2 separate regions of the Homo sapiens genome follow, and region 1 is linked to region 2. The links are chromatin loops, found by intact Hi-C in ENCODE. Cell type or tissue: endothelial cell of umbilical vein. All regions are shown on one strand.

What was found. Peaks named below come from ENCODE experiments on the same cell type or tissue, not always from the same donor. Only the 100,000 strongest peaks of a DNase experiment are listed, where the experiment ranks them.
Region 1: a loop joins it to region 2, with 3 times the contacts of the local background. A loop is called at or near these places in 8 of 110 quality-filtered maps.

What each region holds. Positions count from the first base shown.
Region 1 is chr14:21,915,635-21,920,634 of GRCh38, reverse strand. It overlaps TRA and TRAV13-2. Among named protein-coding and RNA genes, the nearest start is that of OR4E1, 240 kb to the right of the region's middle. In endothelial cell of umbilical vein, a CTCF peak has its summit at 2,607 (motif pointing left); DNase peaks (open chromatin) are centred at 2,714 and 4,634; H3K27ac peaks cover 2,964 bases.
Region 2 is chr14:22,554,194-22,559,193 of GRCh38, reverse strand. It overlaps LINC02332 (long intergenic non-protein coding RNA 2332), which reads left to right and starts at 2,132. Exons shown (of 3, transcript NR_146543.1): 1 at 2,132-2,243; 2 at 2,341-2,402; 3 at 2,672-2,883. LOC105370399 (a long non-coding RNA gene) reads right to left here and starts at 2,628. Exons shown (of 2, transcript XR_007064066.1): 1 at 1,628-2,628; 2 at 1-467. RefSeq lists enhancers at 1,527-1,736, 2,597-2,936, 2,987-3,086, 3,667-3,796 and a silencer at 2,437-2,486. In endothelial cell of umbilical vein, CTCF peaks have their summits at 409 (motif pointing right) and 1,883 (motif pointing left); DNase peaks (open chromatin) are centred at 1,923 and 2,763; H3K4me3 peaks cover 215 bases; H3K27ac peaks cover 3,445 bases.

The DNA of each region.
Region 1 (5,000 bases), 640 kb after region 2:
AGACCTAGCTAATAACTAACAGCCATAACTCAGCCAGAAGGGATCATTCTCACCCTACCAATCGCCGGTTATATCCATCCTTAGGAATAATATGAGGGATCTTGAAATTAGCCTACTCTTGACCACAGGTGGGAGAATTAGGGAATTAATTATTTATGCAACTTCTTTATTTCCATTATTTTTATCAACAACACGAAAAGATACAACTTTTGAAAAGGAAACTGCACTCGTAATGTTTAAAGCAGTCAAAACACGAAAGTGAGGCGGGGTATTTGGAACAACCTAGCATAAATTAACTATCCAAATGCCTCCTGCAATTTACTAATAAGAATTGAATAATGTAGCTGAAAAATATTTATTAAAAACATTGCCACATACCTCAGAAAGAAAGATAAAGGTAGCAATAAAAATGAAATGTCTAGAAAAAAATTTAATTATCTTAAAACGATAAAGTTTTATGGAAAAGAATGACATAGATAAATGGAAAGAAATATGCTCTCAAATATTCAACTTATTCAAATATACATTTTCAGGAGTTTAATTATTCACACATAAAATTATACGTTTAATTCAACCACAAAGCCTAAGTTAAAATTTTGAATATACAATAGTTTAATCCATTTTTTCTTTCTTTAACAAACATCTATTGATTATTAACAATGTGAAAAAGCTTATGCTAGGTTCTGCAGAAACAGAGTGATTAAAAAACATAACTCTTCTCAATTATGTGAGAGAGTAAATATGAAGAGATACCAATAAGATTTTGAAGAATATACTGATGACTCTAATCTGAAGCTCACATTTTAAAATCACTTCCTGTTTTAATTTCCCTCGCACACACAGAGTATATGTCCAAACTAGACTCTAAAGGAAAACTCATCACGTTTTCCCAACAAGAAACAGCAGGTAGAAGGGACTGCCAAATTTTACCACAGATACAGAGAGTAAGAAAATAAAAATAACTGTGACTGGTGAAAATTTCTCACGGAGCTATTAAAAAGCATGTGTTTGAGGAGAGGACGAAGTGAGAAAAGCTCAATTCGAGATATAAGAATAGGTGAAAAAATCATGATCCTAATTATAATAGGACTCTATCAAGAAACAAATCTAAATATTAGGTTGGTGCAAAAGTAATTGTTATTTTTGCCATGACTTTTAATGGCAAAAACAGCACTTACTTTTGCACCAACCTAATATTAGCAAAACCTATCTGGGTACAGAATTATCAATTTTGTATTTTTTATATTTTACACTATCTGGTTTTGGCATGTAATGTTTTACAATAAGAAAAAGATAACAAAAGCAATTTTTGAAAACTAAAAGTTAAAATTTATCCATAATAGGGATTGCAATATTGACACTAAGGGGTTATTCATAGGAGAGAAGTCTGAATAGCAAATGTAAAGTCACCTTTGAAGACTAGATTACAAAATCCAACATCACTAAATCTCTGTAAGGATCCCTTGAGCAGAACCTCCTGATTGCTGAACATGTGGTGGGTGGCAGAGCCAGAGAAGGCATGGAAGCTCAGGGCCATTTTTCCCATACCTTGCCCTATGCGTCTCTTTAGCTGACTCTTTACTTTACTATGTACATGTGTGTCAAAACTTCATGTTGTTAACTTAAATGCGTACCATATATTTTTTTGAAAAACGGAATCCATTAAGCATCAACTGGCCAACAAAATGCTCTAAACCTTTCTGGGTCACTTTGAATCTAACCTCATTACATGGTTTTAATATCTATATGTTAGTTTCCACTTATGAACAAACAAAATGACAAGTGCTATAACTAAAATTTATTGCAAAGGAAAGGGATGCTGCTTCACCTCCCATCTCAGGTTTGGGTGATGGTTACAGATGCCTGGAAAGCAATGTGTATTCTCTGCACAAAAGTAGACAGCTGAGTCTCCAGGTTGAGTAGCTGCAATTTGCAGAGAGAGATGTTTCACTGTCTTATTCAATAAAACGGTGACTCTTTGGCCTTGCCTTTTGTCCATATTTGAACGAATGTCTATAATGAATTGAGGACCTTTTCCAGATTCTTGCTTGTACCAAATGAAGTAGTCTGAGGCGCTGTTTGAATAAGCACAGTTGATAATAGAGTTGTCACCCTCCTGGACACTCAGGGTAGGAAGATGCAGCCCCACACTCTCTCCTCTGCTCACCCCTGTGCAGAAAGAAAAAGAGAAAGGTTTATCAAGTTATTATTCTCCAGAATTTTCTTTTTCTATAGTAACTAGAGGAAGCCTAAATAAAGCAAGACTTCCCCCTGGATGTCTCAAAATCATCAACTAATATACTGTGTTACCCAAAACTCTAAACTTACAGTCCAGCTGCAGCCACAAGTACATAAATAAAGCTCGAATGCCTGCCATCATTGTTCTTCCCAAATAGGATCAGTCATAAACCTGCAATCTCCAGCCATAAGAGCTACTTCCATCATCGGGTATTCCTTTCTTTCCTCTAACAATCATAGTGGTTTCTCACATTGTCTACTCAGCCAATAGAAAAAGGCTCTACTTCTGCCATAAACCTATTTAATCAGAATCCACTAAAATGAAACCTCTGTGTGTTCTGCATCAGCAGAGAAGCACTGCCATCTTGTGGTCACATTCGTAGCTACTAAACTTGCAGTTTGAATGTTTTTCTATAACCCTAGGAGGGACTCAGATGCACAAAAGGAGCAATAGGTCAAACAAATAAAGTCTTCACTCTGAGATGAAGTTCACAGTAAGAATGTAGATATCAAGATTGATATTTATGCAAACTAATGAGTCATTGTTAAAAAGTTAGAAAGAGGTAGATGTTGCAGGTGTTTATACAATGATGCACCAAGTTTACATGTTTGAAATCAGGAAAACACCATGATTCACTGTCCTGGACAAACAAAAGTAATACATTCCCTTGCAGTCAAATCGGTCATCATGATTTGTTTGTTATGGAGAAAGACTCTTTCTTAAAGGAATATGTAAGCCAAAGATAAGAGTAAGAGAGAGAGGACTACTCAATATTTCACGTGCATATTATCTCAGGCTCTGCTTCTCCAAGACTGGTCTTCCCCATGACTTTCTATTCCCAGAGACTTGACAGTACCAACAGTCGAAATGTGGAATCTTTCTTTGGTAAGGATGGCTTTAATAAAAGGTAAAGAATTAAAGTACAATGATAAAGGAGGAAGGGAACAAGTTCCATGAGTTATTAAATACTCCAACAATAGGAAAGTTTGACCCATAGATTGGGCTGGTTTGCAAGGAGAAATCTGGCATGTTTTAAGAAACCTTTTCCTATTGCTATGTGGCTTGTATTCTGCAAAGTGCAGAAAAAACAAGGAGAAATTCTCAGAAAACATCAGGCTGCAGGCTCCAAAAATGAAACCACATGTAAATTTCTATTAAGGTGCTTTTATTTTCTGATACCAAAATGAATGATATCAATATGGCATGTCCTTAAATACAATGATTGACTCATATCTTCAGTGGAACTTGCCTCTAAAATATGAGCCAACTCCTCTGGCATGGACTGCTCTTGCCTTAGCCATTGCTAGCTCAGGTTCCATATCTGCCGTTTTTCTCCCAAACTCCACTACAGTGTTCTTCCCTAAGATATTGATAAAGTCCTTCAGTCTTGTACATTTCTGGGTTTATCTCTTCTTGCAAAAAAAATTGCTTATCTACTTTAATTTTTGATACGTTCTGATTACTTCCATAAAACTAAATCTATGGAAGCCAAAATATTGCCTGTGTCTGCTAGGAGGGAGAGTGCAAAACTAAATAAGTGACCATGGGAAATGGTTCCTCAGATACCAAGACTATCTGGTTTCCAGAAGAAAAGTGCATTTCCTGTGACTTGTACTCACTAGGCCCCTGGAATTATAAAGACTGAATATAATTTCTTATTCACATCTTGCACCCTTAAGTATGTAAGGACAGTTATGATGAAAAATAGCAACTAAAACATATAAATATAGATATGTATACATAAAATGTGTGTTTTTACATATGTAAAACTTCTCCATTCTAAGGATTTTCTCTTTTCTCACTCATTCCTCATACAATATAATTCTCAAATCCTTTATTGGATGAGTTTCCCTCCTTTTGGTGACAGATAATTTAGGTCAATATTTGGCCTTTTGAGTATAGCATTAAGAACTGAATGTAATGGTCTAAATATGACCACTCATATGGATCATAGTATTCCACATATTAACTATGCCTTAGGTATGGCCATCCCCTGGACAAAATTCCCAACCCTATGATTATTTCATTGAATATTACCTAACTCATTGTCAATGTGTTGGTCCAGAAAAGATTTTCTCACACCTTTATGAACTATCAACCACTTGAGGACATGTTACCCTTAGCTTCCCTATTCTAATTATTATTTTTTGACAATGTAGAGTAATGCTCACTATGTCCACATCCTTCCTTCAAGGAATATCCACCCAGCATAATGAATATATCTTACTATTTTTAGGAAAGTCCTTAGAAATACCTCTGGGGGTTGAGGGTGGCACCACCATGTTTGGCTCACTCCTACAGCAGCCAGTGAGTCATGGACTGGATTTCCTGGTAGAATAACAGTGGCTCAGCCTGAATATCTTTCTTGCCCAAAGTGGTAAATGTTTACACAAACTGGAACTCTCCGTTCTCATGGTCAAAGTGATTGAACCAAGCCTTTCCCGGAACCAAAATGCAGAGGTCAACCTGGCAGGGCTGCCATTAGATAGTTTCTCTTTGTTCAACAATATGTGCCTGCAGGAATAGGCAAGAGCAAGAAGCTAAGGAGGAAGGGAGGAAATCCAGTTTCTTTCTACTGCTAGATCATTTACTATCTAATGGTTTCATACTGGCATCTTGGATATAGTTTCTGTGTTTATAAAATGAAGTTGAACTAAAAGGTTTCTAAATGCTTTTATAGGTCTAAAATTCTTTTATACTATTTAACAAGGCAAATATTTACTGAGGACTGATTGTGTACAGCATAGAGCATGGGAGTAGG
Region 2 (5,000 bases):
GAAGCATGAAATGGAGACCAGGTGCTCCCCATTATGTAAACCATATTCCTTCATCTACCTAGACTCTCTTAGGTCCTGCCAGCCTTGTCTTCTTACACTTATATGATCTTCCTCTAATATTTTCCTTTTTTGTTGTTGTTGTTGCTAAATTTCATGTGGGTGGTTCGGGGAAAGGGTAGACTTGCACTCCTCCCCACTAATCAGTGGGATTTTAGGAAGGCTTTGAAAATGGGAAGGATCCTCCCCTCAGATCCTATCACCTTTGGAATGGGAACATGCCCACATTTCCAGAGCGAACAGACACTGGAGTCCTCTCTTCTCAAAGGTGGCGAACCGTCCTGGAGTGACGTGGGGTGTTCTGGCCTGCGAGGAGATGGCTGCCCGCAGAACCTGCCCGCTGGAGGGCGCTGCAGAGGTCTGGCTCCGTGCTTTCAGATGTGTTCGGCCAGGGGCTCCAGGGGCTCCTTCTGAAAGCAGAGAAGCCCCCAGAGGTTGAGAGGGGAGATAAGACGTGAGCCTTTTCAGCTGTGATGTGGTGAGGAGTCAGGGAGGCCGTGAGCACTGTGGGGCCAGAAGTGTTGGCTTCTGTCAGAAACTCGGCCCAGCCTGACCGCTGCCTCCTGGCCCTGTCATTTCCCCTCCATCACGCGCTTCCTTCTGGAAGCCGGAAGCAGGAGGTGGGAAGCTGCGGAGGTAGTGACAAAATCATGGTGTAACAAGAAGCTCCTAGGGCCGAAGTGACTGGAGAGGTGGCCACATACTATGAGAAACACCAGCGCACCGGCAGGGCCTGGGGAGTTCTGAGCTCTCCCGGGCTGTGTGAAGCCGCAGCCAGCCCACTTTTTTCTCAGTATGGCAGTGCCATCTGACCTGGCCCAGCCCATCTTGTTCGGGTCATGGTTCGTCTTCCTGGGCATTCTGATGCATTCCCACTTCATATTTGCACTGGGATTTCAGTTTACTAAGCATTCCACACCCATTACTGCTTTCAATCCCTTCAACAACACTGAGAATAGGTGGGCAGGTATTTTTATCTCTATGTGAATAATAACACATGGGGACTCAGAAAAATTAAAGGCCCCAGGAGAGAAGGCTAGTGAGGGGCAGTGACGCTTAGGGACAAACAACTGGTTCTCCTGCCTCCTGCCTGAGGACTCCTGCCTGAGGAGAATATAGTAACAAAAGCCTCTGTCTTGCAATTGCAGCCATTAACACATCTCTTTCATACCCACTACTCACTGGACTGTTAACTCCTTGAAGACAGAAACTCTGTGTGTGTGTGTGTGTGTGTGTGTGTGTGTATTTAATGGGAGCAGTACTTTCTTGAGGCATAATTACATGAAAATACACTAATGATGCATTTGATATATATATAGCCATCACCCAAGATAAAGATATGGAACATTTCCACCACCCCTGAAGGTTTCCTCGTGCCCCTTTTCAATCCATCCTTCTACCCCAGAGGCAAACAGTGCCCTAATTTCTATCACCTGTGATGCGTTTTGCCTGTTCTTGGACTTCATCTGTATGGAGTCATAGTTTGCACAGAGACTGAATCCCCAGAGCACGACACAGCCTGGCACATGGCAGGTATACAATGCCAAAGAAAGCCTGGTTCTTAAACTACCTGTGAGAGAGAGTTCGTCCCACCGGGAAACTGAGGCGGTGGGCGGTTAGTGACCTGCCAAAGGCACGAGTGTATGATGTGGTGGATCCCGGACTCCAGCCAGCCTAATTCCGAACCCAAGGCCTCCTCCGGGCCCCCAGCCCTCCCTGGGCACTTCCTCCAGGGCTCCGGGTGGAGCGGGTCTGACGATCCCGGACGAACAGCGCCCCCTGCTGCCGGCCCAGGCCCCAGGCCCTCCTCTCCTTTGGGGGGGGATGTGACAGGATGACACAGGCCTTGCGCCCAGCGCAGTGACGGGCACAGGGCAGGGACTTGTGGGATAAAAGTCACCTGCCCTTTTATTTTCCTCGGAAAAGAGCTTTTCCTAAACTTTGGGGGCTTTCTATCTCCAGAATTAACAGACAAAGGGAGAAGAGGTCTTTTTGGTGGAGCGCTGCTGCCCCCATGCGGGTGGATGGCGACACTACCGAAGAGCAGGCGATCAAGCCTGGTATTTTTGGGTTTCAGGTTCTGCGGCTCCCTGAGACCAGCAGATTCCTGGTCTCCGGGTCCCTGGGTCCCGGACGTGTCCATCAAGGCGTCCATTAGGGCCATCACCTAATGGACAAGCATCAGGGTAAGGGGGGAGGTGCTATTGGGGGGGGGTCCCTCAGAGAATCAGCCCTAGCTCTGTGTGGGGGCAAATACGGCCTCCCCACCTCCTTCCCTCCCAGGAGACACTGGCCTGAGCATAAGTCTCGAGGGTCTGCCCTGTACTAAGCAAGCGCTTAATCAGGTGAGATCAAGGTCTGATCTTGGCTGGTTTGGAGGGGCAGCAGAGGTGCGGTGAGGGAGGCGGCTCAGCGGTGGGGCCAGCAGCACCTCCCCAGCCTGCTTGCGGGCCCGGTGCAAGTCACCGAGGGGCCGGCAGCCCCTCCCAGCCTGGCATGTTGGCCTTGCTGCACCTGCGGTTGGGGGGTGGTGTAACGGCCCAGCCTGCTCCCCTCGGCACGTGGCCTGGGGCGATGCTATCTCTAACTCAGTATTTTAAACTCTTCTTTCCAGAGGATGTGGCTTCTGCGGGAGAGCTTCAAAGGGTGCCCTACTTGCCCCTCTTGGTAACCATGACGTCATGGAAATGGGAGGGGACCGCCCCAGCCCCCAAACACCTGGAGGGAAGTGGGAGACTTTTTCCACTTCCTGTTCTACTTGTGGCTACTGACTCAATGTCTGACCTGTTTATTAATTGCAAAATATAGCTCTATGTGTGCTACCCAGAGAGGCCTCAGGCCTGTGTGTCTCTGTGTGAAAGGAGGCCTGCACTCCCCACCCCTCGCCGCGTTGCCCAGGTGGCCTTGACACAGACGCAGGGCGCTGGTGGTCCTGCAGCCTTCCGGCAGCCAGAATGACAGCACTGGGTCTCCATGTGCTTGCTCCCCCAGACTCATCCCAGTCAGAAGCTCGTCTTCCCACACATGGCTCACGGAGGTAGATGGGTTTTAGAGTAGGACTCATGGAGAAACTGAGGCGAACCCACATAAAGTGACTGTTGGCTCTGGACCTCAGTGTGGTCACACAGTGAGGTCAGACTCCCAGGTACCCTGCGTGATTTACCACAGTCCCTGTCCTCCAGGCTTTGTTGGATAGATGTGTGCCTGCCTGGGGGCTGCCCTGAGCAAGGGGCCACCACTCAGGCTTTCCTTGTTCTGAAGTTCTTGACAAGTTACTTTAGCTCTTGGCAAAACTGTGAAGCATTGACTCACCTGACCACTTCCTCTACTAATCCCCACTTTCCTTTCTCCTGTACTCCCCACTCCTCACACTCAGCTCCCCCCACCCAGAGCCTAACTGCAGGAGTCATTCACTTATTCATTTAACGGCATCTGTTGTGTGCCAGGCACTGTTCTAGTTCCTGGGGACACATTGATGACAAGGGACATTCCCATCCCACAGAGCACACAGGCCAGGGGACTTCCACACTAGGATGGTACCTGATAATAAGGTGCTATAGGCCTGTCTGTATACGTGATCCCAGGGGAGTTGAATTTTATGTTTGGACCTAAAAAATAAGCAACTCCTTAAGACTCAGATGGCTGCCCCCAGTGAGGGTAGCAGCAGAGGGGTTGCTCTGTCAGAGCTGAAGACCTCACCAGGATGCTCCTGAAGCACGTGCTTGCATAGCCTGCCCTTTCTCCTGAGTGGCTGTGACTCCAGTTGCACTCAGAGGTCAAGTCTTCAAGTGAAGTTTCAGAGAGTCCTCTAGAATCTTAGGGCTGGGGCCACAAGAGCTCATTTAGTCCATTCTTCTGCCTTTGGGACTGGCCTGTGCTTAAGTCTTTTGGGAGAGTAGGGCATGTGTCCAGAGAAGTCCCTTCTACAACTGGCCTTAGTAACATGTTCCCTGCTGGGATGTCGGCCTGAGGTTGGGTCCAGGCTGGTAGAGCTGCAGCTGCAGCTGCAGCCCAAGGCCTTGGCTCGCAGGGTCTGTGGGTCTTCATGGCCAGTCTCTTCATGACTGTGTTTTCCAGGTCTCCTCAGCTGCCTATTCCCTCCAGGCTAAGCAATGCCCAGTTCCGTATAGCTGGGCCCTCTGCACTGAGGGGCTTTGCTGTGGTGGCGTTAGGCCCAGTGCTGACTTGGCCGGTGGGCACAGGAGCCCTTCTCCTGAGCCTCCTCACAAGGCCGTTCTAATTCCCTCTGACATACCAGGTGGGCCCTGGAGCCAGATATGCGAGCAGAGCAGTCGGAGATGGATGGAGTTTCTATCCCCACTCCCAACACTTGCTCACCCTCGACCCACTTGCTCCTGGTCCACCCCTCTGACCTCTGCCCTAACTGGCTTTAGGTTTAACAGCCTCGGACATGAGGGAAGGTTCTTGCTGAATCAAGGATCTCCTGGATTTAGACGGAAATTTCTCAGGGGTGGAGCTGAGCCTGCTTTCCGGATGTCCCCCTACCTGCCCGGGCCTTGTCATCGTGCCTCCCTGCTTGGGTGTGGGTGGGTCCATAGCCCCTGCTGCATCACCTTGCATAGATCTGTGGGCGGCCTTGGGGGACCAGTGACTGCTGGGCTTTGCTGCCTGAGGGCACTGGGCTGGCAGGCCTCCACAGGCCTCCACAGGCTCCCGCAGACCTCCACAGGCCTCCACAGGCCTCCACAGGCTCCCGCAGACCTCCACAGGCCTCCACAGGCCTCCACAGGCTCCCGCAGACCTCCACAGGCTCCCGCAGGCCTCCACAGGCCTCCACAGGCCTCCACAGGCTCCCGCAGACCTCCACAGGCTCCCGCAGACCTCCACAGGCCTCCACAGGCCTCCACAGGCTCCCGCAGGCCTCCACAGGCCTCCACAGGCTCCCGCAGACCTCCACAGGCCTCCACAGGCCTCCACAGGCT